Linked DNA regions of Mus musculus: region 2 is linked to region 1. Evidence: chromatin loops called from intact Hi-C (ENCODE). Cell type or tissue: left cerebral cortex. All regions are shown on one strand. Each heading gives the region's core, and the rest is flanking DNA. Links, peaks and the distances in the headings are about the cores only. Region 1 has its middle 44 kb from the start of Farp1. Region 2 overlaps Farp1 (FERM, RhoGEF (Arhgef) and pleckstrin domain protein 1 (chondrocyte-derived)).

The links. Peaks named below come from ENCODE experiments on the same cell type or tissue, not always from the same donor. Only the 100,000 strongest peaks of a DNase experiment are listed, where the experiment ranks them.
Region 2: a loop joins it to region 1, with 2.1 times the contacts of the local background. A loop is called at or near these places in 2 of 42 quality-filtered maps.

The regions. Positions count from the first base shown.
Region 1 is chr14:120,986,889-120,996,442 of GRCm38, forward strand. No RefSeq gene overlaps it. Among named protein-coding and RNA genes, the nearest start is that of Farp1, 44 kb to the right of the region's middle. In left cerebral cortex, for the core only: a CTCF peak has its summit at 4,558; DNase peaks (open chromatin) are centred at 2,405, 4,678, 6,585 and 7,643; H3K27ac peaks cover 2,825 bases.
Region 2 is chr14:121,075,047-121,084,600 of GRCm38, forward strand. All of the region lies in intron 1 of Farp1 (FERM, RhoGEF (Arhgef) and pleckstrin domain protein 1 (chondrocyte-derived)), which reads left to right. Among named protein-coding and RNA genes, the nearest start is that of Farp1, 44 kb to the left of the region's middle. In left cerebral cortex, for the core only: no CTCF peak of the experiment used is centred there; DNase peaks (open chromatin) are centred at 5,851 and 7,458; H3K4me3 peaks cover 302 bases; H3K27ac peaks cover 452 bases.

The sequences.
Region 1 (9,554 bases), core at 1,033-9,032:
GGCAAGCAAGTGAGTTTCCTGGAGATGGCCCACCACTTTGCACGGCTGCCTTAGGTTCACTCTGGAGAGGATCAGCCCCACATACCTCACCCCAGGATTGCTTCTCACTGCTGATGTGCCTTTCCTGTCATCATTACATGGCCTAAGGATTCCAGGGCATCAGCCCACCCTATTAGACAAATTTCCTGCAGATCAACACAAAGATGAACTTTCATGAATTAATGCTGTTTAGATGAATTACTGACTTTATCATTGCTGTTTTGATTCAAATAATTTTAGGAATAAAGTTTAAGGTGATGGTTTTAGTTGTTTTGCCAGAAAGATGTAATAAAGTTAGAATCAAGAATAAAATGTGCCCCCTCCTCATAGAATAGTAGGTAAAGGCTGAATAATAAGGAATAAAATTCATTCTAGGTCAGGCCCAAGGATGAGGTCACAGGTGTGCACCATGATAAAGCAAGGCCATGTGCAACTGTTGCTGTGAACTTATACTGAGATTTTAGAATAAAACACTGCTTTGAACTTATTATTGACATCCTTCTGTATTTCTTTTTGTGTAACATTTTATCTGTGAGGTAATTTTTATAAAGAACGTTTGTCTAAGAAGGTATAAAAAGACTAAAAAAGAAAAAAAGTGTGGCCTTTGGGGCTCTGCTACATCCATCAAATGTGTACACACACACACACACACACACACGTATCTGTCTGTCTACATGTAAATACACTTAAGAGTAAAACAAGTTCAGAGTCTCTTGCTGAGCATTCTTGCCAGCCCCAGATAACTAAGTTTTGTTCCATCAGTAGTGCTGACCTGGGTAAATAGCCTGCCTCTGTCAATGCCCACCCCAACCCTCTCTCCAGGCTGCTATGAGCATGACCCTAATCACCAGCGCCATACCTTGTTTAAACCTATGATGTCAAATCTGGCCTTTGACATGTGTGAATGCATGTATGTGATGGGTGTGTGTGTGCGCATGTGTGTGTGTGTATGTATATATGTGTTGCATGTATGTATGTGGTATGTGTGTATGTGGTATGTGTGTATGTTGTATGTATATGTATGTAGTGTGTATGTGGTGTGTGTGTATATGTGGTGTGTGTATATATGGTGTGTACATATGTAGTGTGTGTATGTGGTATGTGTGTATGTTGTATGTATACGTATGTAGTGTGTATGTGGTGTGTGTGTATATGTGGTGTGTGTATATATGGTGTGTACATATGTAGTGTGTGTGTGTGGTGTGTATAGTGTGTGTATGTGTGTGTGCACACACTTGTGTGTGCACGTGTGTGCATGTGTGGAGGCCAGAGGTCATTCTGCTCTATCACCTTCCACCTTATTCCTCTGAGGCAAAGTTTTGTACTGAACATGGCGCCAGGCTGGCAGCCACCAAGGCCCAGGATCCTCCTGTCTCTGCCCTCCATAGCTCAGGGCTATTAGCACATACAACCATAGCTCAGGGCTGTTAGCACATACAACCATAGCTCAGGGCTGTTAGCACATACAACCATAGCATAGCTCAGGGCTGTTAGCACATACAACCATAGCATAGCTCAGGGCTGTTAGCACATACAACCATAGCATAGCTCAGGGCTGTTAGTACATACAACCATGCCTGCCCAATGTTTTTACATGCATGCTGGGGTCTGAGCTCAGGTCCTCACGCTTGTGCCGCTAATGCTCTTATTCACTGAGGATCTCCCAGCCAAGCCTCCCGATAGTTCAAGCCCAATATCACTTGTATATTTGTGCCACCCTTTGTTTGTTAATCAATCTGTGAATACTTGGGTTTCTCTTCTCCTTGCCTATTGTGAAAATGCTGCTAAGGACATGAGTGTGTACACATTATTTTTAATCAATTTATTTAAGCATTAACACCAACCTTACCCATCATTATCAATTAAGTAATGCTCACTGCCCCATCTGTATCACAGAGGGGCAGGACACCTCTGCCCATCCCCCACGGATTCTTTCCTTAGCCTTCAGACATTGGGGCAGTTTATATTTGTTTATAACATATTTTTTTATAATATATTTGTTTATATTTTACAATGAAGCATATACGTGCGCACGTGGACATGTGCAGGTGAGCACAGGTCCCCATGGCAGCCGGAGAGCCATTGCATCTTCTGGATCTGCAGTTACTGGTTGTCGTGAGCTGATGTAGATGCTGGGAATGAAACTCAGGTCCTCTAAAAAGAACAGGAAGTACCCTTAACTACTGAGCCATCTCTCCAGCCCCAACTTGGCTATTTGGTTTAAGTGCCTGAGAGGAAGACATGAAGAGGCCATTGCTGAGGAGGTGACTCATGGTAAGTAGGAGGCAGCAACAGGAGAGAGAGCAGAGCATGCTGCCCAACATCCCCACTGGGTTTCTATGGAGAAGTAGGTAGGAGAGAGAAGCGCTTAGGATTGGCTCCTCTGAGGAAGGTGGGATGTAGTCTCTCCTAGACACTAGATCCTTGGAGTGCTTAAGGTGGGTGGGAGGAACTCTGGCTTGGCCTGTGGAAGTTAGGAAGGCGGAGGAGGAGTGCAAACGCGGAGGAGGAGTGCAAACGCGGAGGAGGAACACAGCTTTTGCCTTTGAAAAGGCAAGTTCTGGGTGAAGGGACTCAGAACCTGTCTCCTATCATGACAGCGTGTATGCTTTGCTTTGTCCATGGTTCCTAGCATACAACCTCCTCTTTAAGAAACTCTCCTCATTCTTACCCTCTTACTCTCTTAACATCTCTGCCCCTCCTCTCCCCATCCCCCTCCCCACTCTGTCTCCACATGTTCCTGGCCACCCTCTCCCCTCTTTCCTCTCTCCTCTGCCCTCTCTTTCTCTCTCTCTTCCTCCCTCCTTCCTTCTCTCTCTCTGTCTCTCTCTCTGTGTCTCTGATTTTCTGTCTCTACTCTCTCCTCTTCAACTTCCCTCTCCATTCCCTAAGTAAACTCTATTCCATACTTAAGAAAAAAAAGACAGTCTTCTCTGCTTCCTCCCCACCTTCAGATATCCATAAAGAAATTTTCTGACGTCCTTGTCTGACAGCAGGCCATCAGACTCTCCTTATCCCACAGGGAATTTTCCCTGCATCCTAAGGGAAGGATTTTAGCACAAGAAGAATCCAGATAGGCCTTGCTGGGTCTCCCTATCCTGTAACTCAGCAAATGTTCCTACAACATCTATGTAGGAGGAGCGAATTCAGAAATCTTCTGGCTTGCTGACTGGGGTCAAGGACCTGGAGACAGGACAGCTCTGTCCCTTTCTGCATACCTCCTCCTCCAGTTCTGGCCTCTGCATCCTTTGTGATGCACTTTATAATGAATCAGAAACACAAATGCCTTCCTGAATTCTGTGAGCCCGTTGAGCAATATTAGAACATGAGGAGAGGGCTGTGGGTTCCTCCATTTACAGCCAGTTGTTGTACCCAAAAGCACGTTAAATAGCTTGGGGACTTGTAGAGTGCCTTTTGAAGTACAGGTGACCTTAGGGCTGAGCCCACAGCCTAGGGATTGTGGGCTTCCCTAGGTTGAGAGTCAGAGTGGAAGTTATGGAATTCTGGCTTTTGTGGCATGTAGGGGAAATCTCAAAACGTTGGAGCTATTGTTTTGTTTCAATGGTGGTACTCAGGGAACCCACATCTGTGCATGCTGCCCAAGTACACCTACCTTCTCTTTACTGCAGACAAAGCTTATGAAGTTGCTCAAGCTGGCCTTGAACTCACCATGTAGGTGACATCCTTCTAGTTCAGCCTCCTGAGAAACTGGGGTCACAGGCTCCTGTCACCAGGCCCAACGATCCCATACCTTCTAGAGACACAGAAAGGAGTCTTTTGCTTTGATGACAAGGTAACAGCAGGGAGAAGAAGATCCTCTGCTCTGTCCATACCCCACCCCACGGCACGCCATGTTGGCCCCTGACTCTGCTGAGCATAAGGTACTTGAAAAAGAATAGAAGCAAACGGCCATGAGGAAGGTGCCCACTCTGTGCCAGGAGGAAAGAAATGGGGCCCAGGGAGAAGGCTCAGTAGCTGACAGCACACATTTCTTTTGAAGAGCATCTACCTTCAGGCCCAGCACACAGGGTTGGAGACTTATAACTGCCTATAACCTTTGCTCCAGGGGATGGTGAGAATAGGAATGGCTCCCATAGACCCATATATTTGAATGCTTAGTCATCAGAGAGTGGCGTTATTTGAGAGGGATTACGATTATTGGAGTGGGTGTGGCCTTGTTGGAGTGGGTGTGGCCTTGTTGGAGTGGGTGTGGCCTTGTTGGAGGGAGCATGTTATTGGGGGTGGGCTTTGAGGCTTCAAAAGCCCATTTCAAGCCTAGAGGCTCTCTCTTCCTGCTGCCTGTGGATCTTGATGTAAAACTCTCAGCTTACTTCTCTGGCACCATGTCTGCCTGTCCACCACCATGCTTCCTGCCGTGATGATTGTAAGCTAAACCTCAGAAACCGTAGAGAAGCCCCAATTAAACGTTTTCTTTCACAGGAGTTGCCACAGTCATATGTATTTTTCACAGCAATGGATCACCAGCTCAGACAGGATCTAGCACACCCTGCTGGATTCTGCAGGCACCTTCCTCCCATACACACACACCATCACCGCCCATATGCACACACATATCATTTTAAAGTAACACAATTTTTAAAAGGATGGTCTCACTACTGTGACTGGGATTGGACACGTAAAGGGTCTATATGAGCTTATTTTCTAAAATAGCCTTTATTTCCTCCTAACTCCTCCATGGGTCCCCTACACAACTCATCTTAGCAGGGAGTGGGCGATTGCTCTGGCAGGCCTGAGCACGATGCTTTTTTGGAAAAGTGTGGAAGACTTTGGAACTTTGGACTAGGAAAGTTGTTGAATGTTGAAAGCAGAGCTTAATGGGTCATCCTGGCAGTCTCTTGGCAGACACTAGTGTTGAGATCTATTCAGACGGTGGAGGTCCAGATCAAGTGGTTTCAAAGGGGAACAATAAGCAACTGGGCTAGAGGGTATCCCTGTAATATTTTGGCAAAGGATGTGGCTGCGTTCTGTCCTTTCCCTAAGCACTTCCCACTAGAAAGTAATGGGCTAATTTCTTTGGTAGAAGAGATTTCAAGACAGCCTAATACTGACTCGTACATGGTCATTAGCAACCATTCTTAAGCAGGTCTACAATGAAGAAAGAGCAAGTGGGTCAAAGAGAAATATAAAATGTATAATTTGAAGAATAAAAGACTAGGAAATTTAATGATGGGGCCAAGGCTTGTGCTGAAAGAGATAAAGAGATCAAGGTATGGGGTGGTGGTGGGTGGCAGCAGCAATCTGCATTGGGATAAAAGGAGGGGTGACCTCAAGGCAGGACCCCACCAGGCTGAGCTTCCAACCTGTGAAAGGGAAAATGTAGAAGGAATTCTCTGCTCCTGAAAAGCAACAAGGAAGGAAAGCTGCTGCAAACGTGACTCAGCCTCTGTCCCGACGGGTAGCAGACCTCGGCAATGCTGGCTGTCCGTCCTGAGGGGCGGCGGACCTTGGGAATGCTGTCCATGTGGTTCTGGCTTTAGAGTCACGAGGGATTCTAGAGTAAAGCAGTTGTGGGCTGTTCCTCCATGGTTAAAGAGAGCCATGGATACCAGGATGTTTATGGCAGGGCAGTTCTTGATTGAAGGTCCTGGGAGGGCTCCAGAGCCTGAGAGACCTCTGTGCAAAGCCTGGATGATGTTGAAGTCTGGATCATGTTGAAGAAGCGGAGATGCGGGAGATGTTAGAGCCGTGTGACGTATGCCGAGGACAGCTGCAGACTGAGAGTGTCACCAGCCCATGAGAGAGAAGCGTGTTGCTGTCAGCAAAGCTGGGAGGGCAGAGCTGCCCTTTGACATAGCACGTAGAACCACAGGATTGGCTTGTCCTGCTGAGTGTCAGTCTGGCTTTGGTTCGGTATTGCCTCACTGTGGTTCCTTCCCTCCCTTGTCGAATGGTAGTGTGTATATTCTGTGCTGCTGTGTGTTGGAAACATGAAGTTTGCATTTTGATTTTACAAAGGAGTTATTGTTACGAGATTCCCTTTAGGCTCAGAAGAGACCTTGATCTTTGGAATTTTAGACGCTTGCAGTTGGGTAAATGCATTTTACATTATGATATGACTGGAAGCCTTTGGAGACCAGGGAGTGGAGCGTGATGTTGGAATGAGAACGGCTCCCATAGGCTCATACTTGGTCCCCAGTTAGTGGAACTGTTTGGAAAGGATTAGGATTAGGAGGTGTGTCATGGGGTGGCTTTGAAGTTTCAAAAAGCCTTACATAGTCCCCAGGGTCTTTGCTCGACCATCATGGTTTCTAACATTCTGAATCCATAGGTCCAATTAGATACTTTCCTTTGTAAGCTGTCATTTCCTTGGTTGTTGTGTTGTGTACAGCAATAGAGAAACCACTGACACACAGACCTATACAAGTCTACTTTCTAAAATCACCCATGTTTCCCTCTGATTCCTTCCACGGATATGCTCATTACCATCCACAGTTTATCTTGTCACAGCCCCACAGTTTATCACGCACCGTGCAGAGAACTACGGAAACTCTCGAGCCTCATGTCTTATTTTTATCTTCACATCTATTCCAAAAGCCCCATGTCTGCATGAAAATATCAAATAAATGTGCAAGCTGCTTCTCACTAAGCTGTTTGATGTTATACTGAGCCGTAGGTCCAGCTGCAGAACCTAAGGAGTTTCTCCTCCTACCACAGGCAAGCTGCTCCCACCAGGAGTGAGGCATCTGAGGGAGGGGCAGCTGACTCCAGATCTCTGAGACTCTAAGGGAGGTCAAAGCATCCTAAGACACAAAACAGCACCACAGTCCAGCCGGGGTTAAATCAGCCTTGAGTTCCCATGGCCAGACTCAGGACCATTGACTAGCTTTCTCCAGAGAGCTGTGTGGCTGTGGCCTTACCCAGTGCGTTTCATTAAAGACACACTAAGCTATCTACTAGGAATGAGGAGAATTGCTGCTTATAAATTATTAACTCGAGAGAGGAGGAAGGCCAAGATGGTGGCAGATGTGAGCCAGTGTGGCTTTAACCAGCCATAGATAGTTATGGTATCATAAAGTTAAAATAATTGGGATAAATCTTTTATCATTATCAATTGGCTCTGAGATTATTGTATTGGCATCTTGTAAAGTCAGAATTTATTGATACATAAATCTGATTGGTTAATTATAAAAAATAAAAATTTAAAAAAAGTTATTAACGTGTTACATTTGCTGTGGGTCTCAGGACCCGTGAATTATCCCTTTAATAAAGGCATGCTTATCCTCCTGCGGTGGCCTTATGAGATTTATATCCAGGTCTTTGAGTCCTCCAGTTTTGAGAATCCTATATTCAATAGCTGGCTGCATGTCCACCCCTGTTGCCATGACAGTCTTTCTACCTGACCTTGGCTGCCCTGGAACTCTGTGTTGAAGATCAAACATTCACCCAGCTTTTGTCCGTCCTTCTGCCTTCTCTACCTCTGAAGCTCTGGGACTCCAGGTATGAGGCACCTCATTGGGATCGCTGCCTACCTTTCTACCGTGAGCTGTGCTCCTCAGGGTACATCCCTTTCAGCTTCAGCTTCCATAAATGAAGGGACGGTAGAACTGGAGTGTGTATAAATAGTTCGGCTGCATCTGTACAAGATGAAGACTCTTATGTAAAATGCACAGCGAGAGCCAGGGCTCTGGGGGCTCACGCCTGTAACCCCAGCACTCAGAACGTAGTCAAGAGGATCAGGAGTCCAAGCTCATCATCAGCTACATAGAAAACTTGAGGTCCACACCAGTAACAAGAAACCCTGTAGTAAGCAGATAAACAAGCCAATAAAAGCAGGCTAGAGAGGTGGCTCTGGCTCTCTGCTGTTCTTGCGGAGAGCCTGGATTTGGTTCCCAAACCTATATGGTGGCATGCATCTGTCTGTAAGTCCATCTCCAGGGAATCTGACCTCCTCTTCTGGCCTCTACCAATGACAGGCATTTGCAAAGCAAAACACTCATACACATAAAAATGAATATTTTTAAAACAATAAAAATAAAAACAGCCTGAGTTGATCAATAAATTAGATTTTTAAATACATGGAATTAAATTACCACATCTAAAAATATACAGTTAAATTCAAACGTTTGCAAATAAAGAGTTTCTAATGGGCACAGAATGCAAAAAGAGACCAGAGATGATCTAGGTCCTGCCAGACATTACAATATCCTCTTCCTGCCTCCAAAACTGACCTGAATTAGATCTAGTCTTTAAATTTAATTGCTGGTTACCGGAAATTCTGGAGTTAGAACAGCTCGCTAATACCATGAAGATGTAGTCAGCAAAATAAAAATGTGGGAAGCTATCCAAGCAAATGGCCTGGTTCCTTCACAATGGAAAAAAAAATCTGTAGGAAAAAAAATAAGAAAGAATATATAGGTTTTTTTTTTTTTTTTCCTTAAAAGAAGTGACACAGCCCTTGCCTGGGTTAGGGTTGTAGCCCAGTGACACAGCCCTTGCCTGGGCTAGGGATGTAGCTCAGTGACACAGCCCTTGCCTGGGTTAGGGTTGTAGCCCAGTGACACAGCCCTTGCCTGGGCTAGGGATGTAGCTCAGTGACACAGTCCTTGCCTGGGTTAGGGTTGTAGCCCAGTGACACAGCCCTTGCCTGGGCTAGGGATGTAGCTCAGAGACACAGCCCTTGCCTGGTCAGTGCAGAGCATCCAGTGTAGCCTAACTCAACCCCAGGGCCGCAGAAAAGAAAAAGAAAAGGCATAGCAATATGAAGCTATGTTCAGGGCTGGGGATGCGGATCAGTTGGTTCTTACCTATGATGCATAGCATCCTGGGTTCAATCCCCAGGACCAGATAAACTGCCTGGGCATGGGGCTCAGGCTCTGAATCCCAGCACTGAGGAGGTGGAGACTATAGAGGTCAGAAATCCAAGGTCATCTCATCTCAACTACATTGTAAGTTCCAAGCCAGTCTAGGCTACATGACCCTGTCTCATAAATAGATAAATAGATAAATAAATAAATAAATAAATAAATAACACTCAGACCTTGTTTGGATCCTACCTCAAATCAACTACCTAAAACATTTATGAAACAAACACCAAGCAAAGTATCAATGTAATTTTTTTTTTTTTGGTTAAAATAAAGATACTATGATCACATCTCAAAATTGCCTTGTATGTGTACACACATGTAACATACATGTATGTACACACATACATGTATGTACATACATATATATAAAATAGACTAAAGTATTTATAGATGCAAATAGGTGATATCTAGTGTTTTCCTCAAAGTAATTGTGTATACCTGGGGAGGGGGCTGAATCGGGTATAGGTGGAATGATTGATGGATGGGTGGTTCATGATATGACTCTCCCTGATGCGTATGTCTGAAAATTTCCATAATGAAAGTAGAATAAATGAATGAGCCAACAAACCCTCTGTCCCAGTGGCTCTCGCCGCTTCTAAAGCTGTGATCCTTTAATCTGGCTCCTCGTGTTGTGGTGACCTCAACATGAATCGTCGTGACTCACAATGTAATATCTGTATTTTCTGCTGG
Region 2 (9,554 bases), core at 1,126-9,125, 88 kb after region 1:
CTCTGTACCTCTAGAAACCAATGCAATGCATTGAAAATAATTGCACTAATTTTTAATGTGCCCCTTTCCAGGCAGTGAACATCTTTCTGTAAGTCTTGTCCTTTGTGGTCACATTCTTTCAACAGATTTGACTGTTTAAACTTTGATGTATGCATTCAGCCCTATGAGGTCTATAGAGATTTGAGATAGGGCTGTGTAAAACGCCCAAAGGGAAATACAAGATGCCTGGGCTGACCAGGAGGAGGGAACAGGAAAAGTTCCATGAAAGATGTGGTATTTAAGAAAAGGCTTGATAATGGAAGAACATGTTTTCAGGGTTCAGGAACAATAATCTAGGCAGAAGTGAAGGAAGGAGGAGGCAGTATGCCCCGAGGAAAAATGTCTGGAATGGTTGGTTCAGTGTCACCTTAGGGGCTTTCAGAGGTAGACTAAGTGACCCATTTAGTTTGTAGGTCATGGAGTAAGAAAGACTTTAGCACCCGGCAGAATCTTTCCTGTTGAGCTGAGCTATGAGTGGGCTGGAGATCTGAGGGACATAATAATGTGGAGGAGGGGCTTAGATGTATGGAGAGCTGGAGGAGGGGTCTGGAAGGCAGAGGGGAAGAGATCACCTCCTCATTTCTCTCCTATTGATGTCCTTTCTGGGACCAATTGTGATACTGTTCCATTTTGGAATATGTAAGACTTATTTAAATCATGCTGGTCTGATTGACACACGATCTATGTGCGTCCTATGCACATTGAATGTCTTTAGGGACTCAATCAAATCATTAAGACTATTGATGACTGGAGAAAAAGAAAATTCATGGGACTGTTTGAGTTTGCTGGCCCATGCTCTCAGGGTCTTTGCAGCTGGCACAACATCTACTCTATACTAATCACAGGCTCACAACATTGCCACCATGACGTGACTCCGGGTGACCCCTTGGGCATGTAGCATCTTTTCGGACTAAATCCCTGTCACACTGGGAGTGTTCCACCACAGGGTTCCAGGCCATTTTGAATGCCTAGATCAGTTACCATGAGAGAGAGAGAAAAAAATACTTAATAAATATTTATTAAACGGATTACATTTGGAGAATGTTCTAGAACCCCAGCTACCTCCTGACGTGCCCAAGTTGACCTTAGAGCCTCGTGCAGCCTCACTGTGCCTGTGAGGGCAGTGAAGGACAAAAATTGTCAGGTCTCTGTTCTTTGTAGCTCCCTTCTTCCTAAAGAGAACTCTTGGGTAAGCCCTTTGCAAGCAGTCTTTAGCTTGTAATGGGAATGTCTGTCCCAGTTATCCAAGACAATCACCAGGTAGACCTGGAGGCGTGCTTGAACTCTTAAACCAGAATATCTCTGAGGCTGGACCTCTGGGGCTGTGGCAAACGGATAATTGGCGCATGGCTGCTCCAGTTGAGTGGGGCCTTCCAAGCATCCTTGGCCACAGCGTAGGGACAAGACATGAGATTCCCACTGAGTGACTGAGTTTCATGGTGGGCAGCTACTGACTCACAGGCCTGCTGCTTGTCAAAGAGGAGGGAGACTGAGGTAGATTTTGTGTCCAGTGTACATCCTCTTCTGGGTCTTAAAATATGATGAGATAAGGGAGACAGTCCTTGAACTCGGAGACCAGCCTGCCCCTGTGCCACACCCAAGTGCTGGAATTAAAGGTGTGTGCCATTATGTCCAGCCTTGTGTGAGGTCAGATACCACTCCTTAGCAGCCATCCATTTTGGCTTTTGAGGCAGAGTCTCCCCACCCCTGGCCTGGAATTCTTGAGTGGGCTCAGTTGGCTGGCTAGTAGGCCACAGGGATCTGTCTGTGCTTTCTCAATACTGGAATTGCGTTTGTGTTATGGGTTCTGAGGATTGAACTTGTGTCCTAGCTTCATTCGACAAGTTCTCTATTGACTGAGCTGTCTCTCCATCCTCAAGATGAGTCTCTCACTGAGTCATCATTAAACAATGTAGGAAAAGTATTTAAAATACATTTATGACCTTTGACAGTTGTACATCTGTGTGTGTGTGTATGCATGTATGTGTGTATATGTGTATACGTATGAATGTATGTATGTTGTATGTGTATGTGTGTATGCATGTGTGTATGTGTATATGTATGTGTGTTTCTGTATGTATGTGTATGTGTGTATGTGAGTGTGTGTATGTGTGTATATATGTGTATGTATGTATGTGCATGTGTGTATGTGTGTGTACATGTGTGTATGTATGTTTGTGTATGTGTGTACATGTGTGTATGTATTTGTGTGTATGTGTGTGCATGTGTGTATGTTTGTGTATGTGTGTATGTGCATGTGTATGTATATGTGTGTGTATGTGTGTGCACCCATGTAATTCACTTGCATTGTGTTTTATGCATTTAGAGGCCAGAGGTGACATTGGGATCCTCCCCTGTTGTTCTCCACTTTTATATTTTTGACAGATCTCTCACTGAACATGGTGGTCACTGTCTGGTCAGGCTGGCCAGCTAGAACATACTAGTGCTTGCATGTCTCTCCTAGCACTGGAGTGACAGGCAGGCTCTGCCAGACCCAACCTTTATAACATGGTTCTGGGATCCTAGGTCCCCATGCTGCTCTGGCAGGTGCTTCATTAACAAGATCTCCTCAGCCCCTTGCTCTTCTTTTTGAGATAAATTCTCTGTGTATCCAAGACTGTCTTTGCAGCTTGTCAAGTTAGACTTGGACTGACTTTGAACTCATGACCTTCCCATCTGAGCCTCCTGAGCCCTGGGATTGAGGGTATATGCCCCAAATATGGTGTGACATTCATTCCTAAATCGTTTTGTCTGCCTAAATGACCACAGTTTAGTCAGGTCCGGTTCATAAGGATGCCAGCTCATTTTTTTATATGTTAGCCACTGTCACAGGCAGACAATAACGGCTTTTGATGATGAGATGATCCTAGTTAAGGATTTAGTTAGGAAACCCGGTAAAGAGCAGCAGAGAAAGGGATTTGAGTTAATGGTAAATTAGTTAACCAGATTATGCAAGTTATAGGAATAAAAGTTTCCTGACAAACCCGGCGTATATTTAAATTCATATCCAACAAAGCACGTTTGGTACTTCCTTGCTTCTTAAAAATGACTCCCCAAATCCAGCAGAGGTGTGTTTTCCATTTCAAAGCAAGTTGGAAGCCTTGTGTAATTAATATTTTTTGCATCTTTTATTTTCAGTTTCTCAGGTAAGATTTCATATGTGGATAAAACACAATTTGGGGAACAACACTTGAGCTCTGAAGTTGGTCCCACTGCAGCGCTTCTTCCTCCCTTGCTTCTGGAGAGGGAGTTTGTGCTTTCGTTATATATGTCTATTTTAAGTGTCATGTATTTAGTGAGAATTGGCCTGCCATTGTTGTCCTTGCCTTTTATCCCGGGACCTTGGTATCAAGTCCTTGTCTGTGATGACTTCCTAGTCATTCTTCTCCTTTTGAGCTGATCAGATCATAGTGGTGGCGGATTAAAGGCTGTCTGCTCCTTTGTCATTCGGTGATGCGGATTTCACATTGTTCTTCTTTGCTGCCAGGCTCTTTGTATTGATGTAAGAAGTTGAAGTATAGGAAGTTATTGTGTTGGTTTTTAAAGATGGATTCTAGATCTTTGTGTCTTTACACCAGTAAAGTTTGAAAACTATTCTCTTTTTCTTGATCCGTGTTCTCTAGAGATATAGAGAGTGGAGCGTGAGAGAATCCTGCCTTAAAACCTCTCTCTCTGTCTCCTCTGTCTCCCAAACCTACCCTATAAGAAACTGACAGGAGTCAGGTGATGGGTAGGGAATAGATCTATTATTTTTGCTATTTCCCTTTTTTAACATAAAGACATGGGTATCCATTGTGTTTGGGGTCGAGGGATTTGTGCGTGCGTGCGTGCGTGCGTGCGTGCGTGCGTGCGTGTGTGTGTGTGTGTGTGTGTGTGTGTGTGTGTGTGTGTAACAGTTTCCTGTGAGATTGAAACATTCCATCTTGCAGGAAAGCTCTTTATGAAGGAAGGTAAACAAGTCAAAACAGCTCCAGGAAGTCCCTGAAACCGACCAGACTCACTAGGCTCCTCCCTGCCGGAGTAAGCCATAAAAGCTGAGAGTCCTTCTCAGACAGAGTTAAGCTGTGAAGACTCTCAGACAAGACAAGCTGCAAAGAAGACACTGAGACCAGGTCAGTTGTCTGTTAGAGGCCCAACCGGTTGAGCTGCCTGCAGGCTGTATACTGTGCTGCAGGTTCCCAGCTTTGTGAGCTGTCACCCCTGCTGGGGTGGCCTTTGGTGGTGCAGCTGTCTGCATCATTTCTGCTCTTGTAAGTAACCTCTCATCCATATTCCTGTAAGTGAACCCAATCAAACTCATGGTTCACCAAATTGGACTTTGGTTCATTGTGGGCTCTGTATCTGGGATGAGGACGAGTGTGTACATCTCTCTAGGAAAAATTTTATCACATGACAGTGCGTGAAAGCCAGTGATAATCCTAGTGTCTTCCTTGGTTGCTTTTTTTTTTTTTTTTTTTTTGAGACAGGATCCCTCATTGGCCTGGAGCTCACCTGTTCAGCTTGACTGTCTAGCCGGAAAGAAAAGCCTGGAGATCTTGTCTCTCCAGTGCTGGGATGACGGGCTCACAGCGGCACGTGCAGTTTTCTTGCCTGTGCTGGAGGATGGAACTTGAGTCCTCATACTTGAATCGTGAGCAGTACATTGACTATCCCATTAACCTGACACACACATTCTTTGACTCTGCCTTGCTAATCATGAGTATCCTAAAGGAACTCCTCCCTGCTGCCACACTCACGGACTGGCCCTGGTGCACACCGTTGTTGCTTACTTCTGTGTCCCTGTGAGCAGATCACCCACAGGCAGACAGTTTGCTTTAGCTCAGTGTTAGAGCTGGGGGATAGTGTGGTCCATGTTTCTGGTGGGTCTTCTTCTCAGGGAATCTTCTGTGGAAACATACTCCAGGGCAGTCCCCAGATGTGCCTCCCCAGTTAGGCGTTTCTAACGCCGACTGAGCTGTCAGGCTTAGCCTTGCACATGTGTCCAACCCTCCCTGAGAGCAGACACTAGATGCAGAGCATGGCAGGAACGCCCAGCCATGTCCTAGTGTCATGGTAACCTCAGATACTGTGGATTCCCTCAGTGGACTTGATTTGATTGGAGGACCCTTGACACTCCTGACCTCTGGTAACCTGCCTGTGTTCTCTGCATCAAAGTACAACGTTGAGGATTTTTGAACAGGTGAAATAAGCTTTGGAGGCATAGAATTGGACTCAGGTTGCACTTTGCCATATACACAGAGCAATGAGGAGTCAGCAGGACTTGCTGGTACTACCCTTAAGCATCATGGTAAGGAAATGAGCTCACTGTTGGTTGAGAACCATTCCCATAACATCAGAAAATGCTTTTGGGGTTCTAGGATTCATCAGTGCAGGAGTAAATGTTTGGCGTGTGTCTCAGTTGGGGTTTCTATTGCTGTGACAAATGCAACATCAAGACCAAAAGCAACTTGGGGCACAGGGGCGGGCGAGGGGGGTGGGGAGAGTGTTATTTGATTTACACTTCCACATCTTAACATCATGGAAGAAAGTCAGGACAGGAGCTCAATCAAACAGGGCAGGAACCTGGAGGCAGAAGCTGATACAGAGGCCATGGAGGGATGCTGCTTACTGGCTTATGGCTTGCACAGCCTGCTTTCTTATAGTACCCAAGATCACCAGCCCAGGGATGGCACCACCTACAATGGGCTGGACCCACCCCCATCTAATTAAGAAAACGTCCTACAGCTTGATCTTACAGAGGCATTCAGTTGAAGTTCCCACCTTTCAGATAACTCTGGCTGTGCAAGCACAGTGTATAACTTGTTCACAATCAGTGGACTGCTAACTTCTCTGCGTGGGTAGGAGACCAGAGTGAGACATCCCTGCCGGTGGCAAGCAACAGCAATCTGGCTCTCCTAACGACTTCAACAGGTTTTGCTTGCCGTCCTGTTTCCTCTACAGACACATTGTTGCATACTGTATCAAGTGAAGTTGTCTGTGCCCCACTGTGTTTATAAGTTGAGCCCATCCTGTTTCAGATGTTAGATCTCCCTGGCTGGTTACCCTTTCTTAATGTCACCTACAGCACAAAGAACACATTTGTGCTTTCCTTGAGATGCTGGTAAGTTACAGGAACTTTATGACTGGTCTGCTGCTGCCGCTGCTGCTTATTGGGTTCTAGAGATGGGTAACCCACCGGCCAATATTAGCAACTCAGTCTGGAGTGTTGGCTGCTCCTGTCATCTAATCATGATTAGTTGTTGCCCCTCACCCCAAGAGAAAGCATTGACTACAGGTTGATGCTTTCAATTGAAGAGAAAGTAAAGGTAGCCCAGAAGTTAACTTGCTGGTACAGGTAATTTCCCAGTCATTCGATAGGCCCATGACCAACTTAGCTTGGAGAAGAAAGGGTTTATTTCATCTGACATGCTAGGGCTCATTATCAGTGGAAGTCAGGGCAGGAGCTCAAAGCAGGAACCTGGAGGCAGGAGCTGAAGCAGAGACATGGAGAACACTGCCACTGGTTTGGTCTCCATCGTTTTCTTACGCCACCCAGGACTACCTGCCCAGGACATCACCCACAGCGGGCAGGGCCATCCTACATCAGGCATTAAAAAATTGGCCACAGACCAGTCTGTCAGAGACATATTCTCAACTTGTGTCAAGTTGACAAAAACCAAGAAACAAAAACACCGAAATCAAAACAAACAAATACCCAACTTTAACCAATAACTAAAAGTTTCTGTCTAGTCTTAAACTTTGTCTTTTGTTTGTTTTTAAGACAGGGTCACGTATTGTAGACCAGATTGACCTGTAACTCGCTGTGCATCCCAGGCTAACCTGTAGCTCACTTGTGTATCCCAGGCTAGCCTTGGACATGGGACATTTCTTCCTCCCCCTACTTCCCCCTGGAATTGCAGGCGTGAGCCACCATTCCGTTTTTATCAAGTGAGATAGATTTTATGAGATTACTATGTTTGTCCAGTATTTTACCTAAGCTACAAGTGGCCTGTGTGTGGGGTGTGTGTGTGGGGGGGTGTGTATGTGTGTGTGCACATGTGCACACTCTCTCTCAAGTATGTGCAGGCACACATGCATGCATATGGGTACATGTGTGTGAATACATGTGTGCATACATTTATGTGCCTGTGTGCATGTGTCTGTTTCTGTGCCTGTGTGCATGCCTATGTGTGAATACATTTATGCACTTGTATGCATGTGTATGTATGTGTATGTGAGTGAGCATATACATGTATAGGCATTTGTGTGTGTGTGTATGTCTGTATCAGGGCTCAGCAGTCTCTTCACAAGTAAAATGAACAGCTAACTCCTGTCTTCTGATAATTATGGCTGCTGAGTCACGAGGAAATAGACTCTGTTTATTTCCCCTCACAGAAGTGTGTGCCAGTGGGAGCAGCCAGCTGCCTCCTTTATTTGGAGCGACCTGTCAGAGTGGGTGGAATCAGAGCCTACAAAGAGATGTGCTGTGTGGTGCTTGGTGTATCCGTTTCATTTCCTCCTGGCGTTCCGTGTTCATGATTTGTCATCCAAAATTCTGATCTGCCTGCTGTGGCAGCCGTCAGTGAAACAGCTGGTCAGAGATCTGATGTTACCACAATGGAGGCTTTTTTGAGGACCCGAGTTTAGGAAGATGCCCTTCCTTGGAAACTCTTGGGGCACACTCTCTCTCTGGGTCCTGTTAGTACGGTCTCAGTTCTCTCTGAGATGCATCCATACTCAGGTTCTCCCAGCCTAGAAAGCTGTCAGAGATGGAGGCACACTGAAGCCGACTTGTTCTTAATGAAGCAGGCCAGGTTCTGTAATTGCTGCTTCCATTTCTAAGTCCTTAAAAAAAAAAAAAAAAAAAAAGATCTATTTGAATAAGCCCCTTAGCACATTCTCATTTCTGAACACTATGAAGTTAATATATTCTTTAGTCACACTGCCTGAGTGTTTCCTGAATTTTTTTTATGGCTGTGTGTGTGTGTGTGTGTGTGTGTGTTGCAGCAAATTTGCATATTAATTGAGATCGTGGTTAGAGGGACCATCTTGGTTCCTTTGTCTCTTCACTTACCTGTGACTTAAATTGCTAATTTTCAACAATTGATTGCTGGCATTGATAAAGATAATTATTAATCACAATTTAAACGTTTAATAGAATAAAACGTATGCTAGTCATTTTAAAATAATGGTCCCAATAAATATAGAACTATAGGGATCTTCAAGGAATAAATTGGGAGCAGTAGAGGAAGACACTCCATATATAACTCAACATGCATATGTAGAGATGTGCATGCCATATACACACGTACCCACCCCACCCCCCATGTGCGCCAAGTCCCAAGTGCAGCTTTTCCACAGAGGATACTCCTTTTGAGTGTTTTCTGTTGCTTTGGTAGGAATTTTTTTTTCCCTCTCTTCAGTTTTTGAGACAAGACTCACTATTGTAGCCCAGGCTGACCCCATGCCTGGGTTCAGCAGTCCTCATGCACCTGGCTCTAATCTACTAGGTCAAGGGTCAGGGGTCAAGGAGGACGTTATACATTCTTTCAATGTACTTTTGTTCTGCTTGGGCTCAAGTATAATGAGTTTGGAATAAAATTTTTTTTTAAAAGATTGTTTATCTGAAACTTTGGAAGTTTGAAACAATTCTCAGGAGTATTAATTTACATAGACTCAGATGAGAGGAAAATTGTGTAATTGTTTTCTTATGTCTTTTCTTTTAGTCTATTCATATTTTCTGTAACAGATTATAAATCCTTCTGTTGTTTAATTTCTGCTTACTCTTGGTTTTGGTTTTGTATTTTCTCTGTGGTCTTCAGGATTCTCCTAATGGCCTTGTTCTTTGTTCTTATGCTGATGGGAGGAACAACCTTGTTTACTTCAGTGAGGGTTTGATAGGGGAACATTTCAGTGGGAAATTTTCCTGTGTTGTTGTTTGAGACAGAGTATCACTCCCTAGACCAGGCTGGCCTGGAGCTCATTATGTAGCCCAGGTTGGCCTCAAACTTGATTTTTTTAAAAAAATCTCAGCCTCTCAAGTGCTGAGTTTACAGGCACGAGTCACCATGCCCAACTGAAATATTCATAGTGACTTCATTTTTTAAATTTTTCATTCATTATGGACATGGAAGACTTCTGAGATAACCCTTCCCTTCCCCGGACCTCCCTGGTCTCCCCAGCCCAAATATTAACAGCCTAGACAGGAAGCGATTGGAGAGAACTTAAAAATTAAAAACTGTGATAGGATGCTGTGTCACCCTCCACAGTGATGACCTCCAGCAGGGATGTGGGGGGGAGAGGAGGACTCAGCTTCATCTAGGGGCAGGCCATCGATGATACACAAACTGGACTTTTTTTGTTGGTGGTGGTGTGAGGACAGGGAAGGACTGGGAAGTGAATGTGAGAAGGATGTACCATGAGAAATCCCCAACGAATCAATTAAAGTGCTGTGTTGGAAAATAATTCTTATTCAAGCGATGGTTTTTCTCTAAAACAGATTGTCTGCACAATCTGAGATGCATAGGACTGCTGTG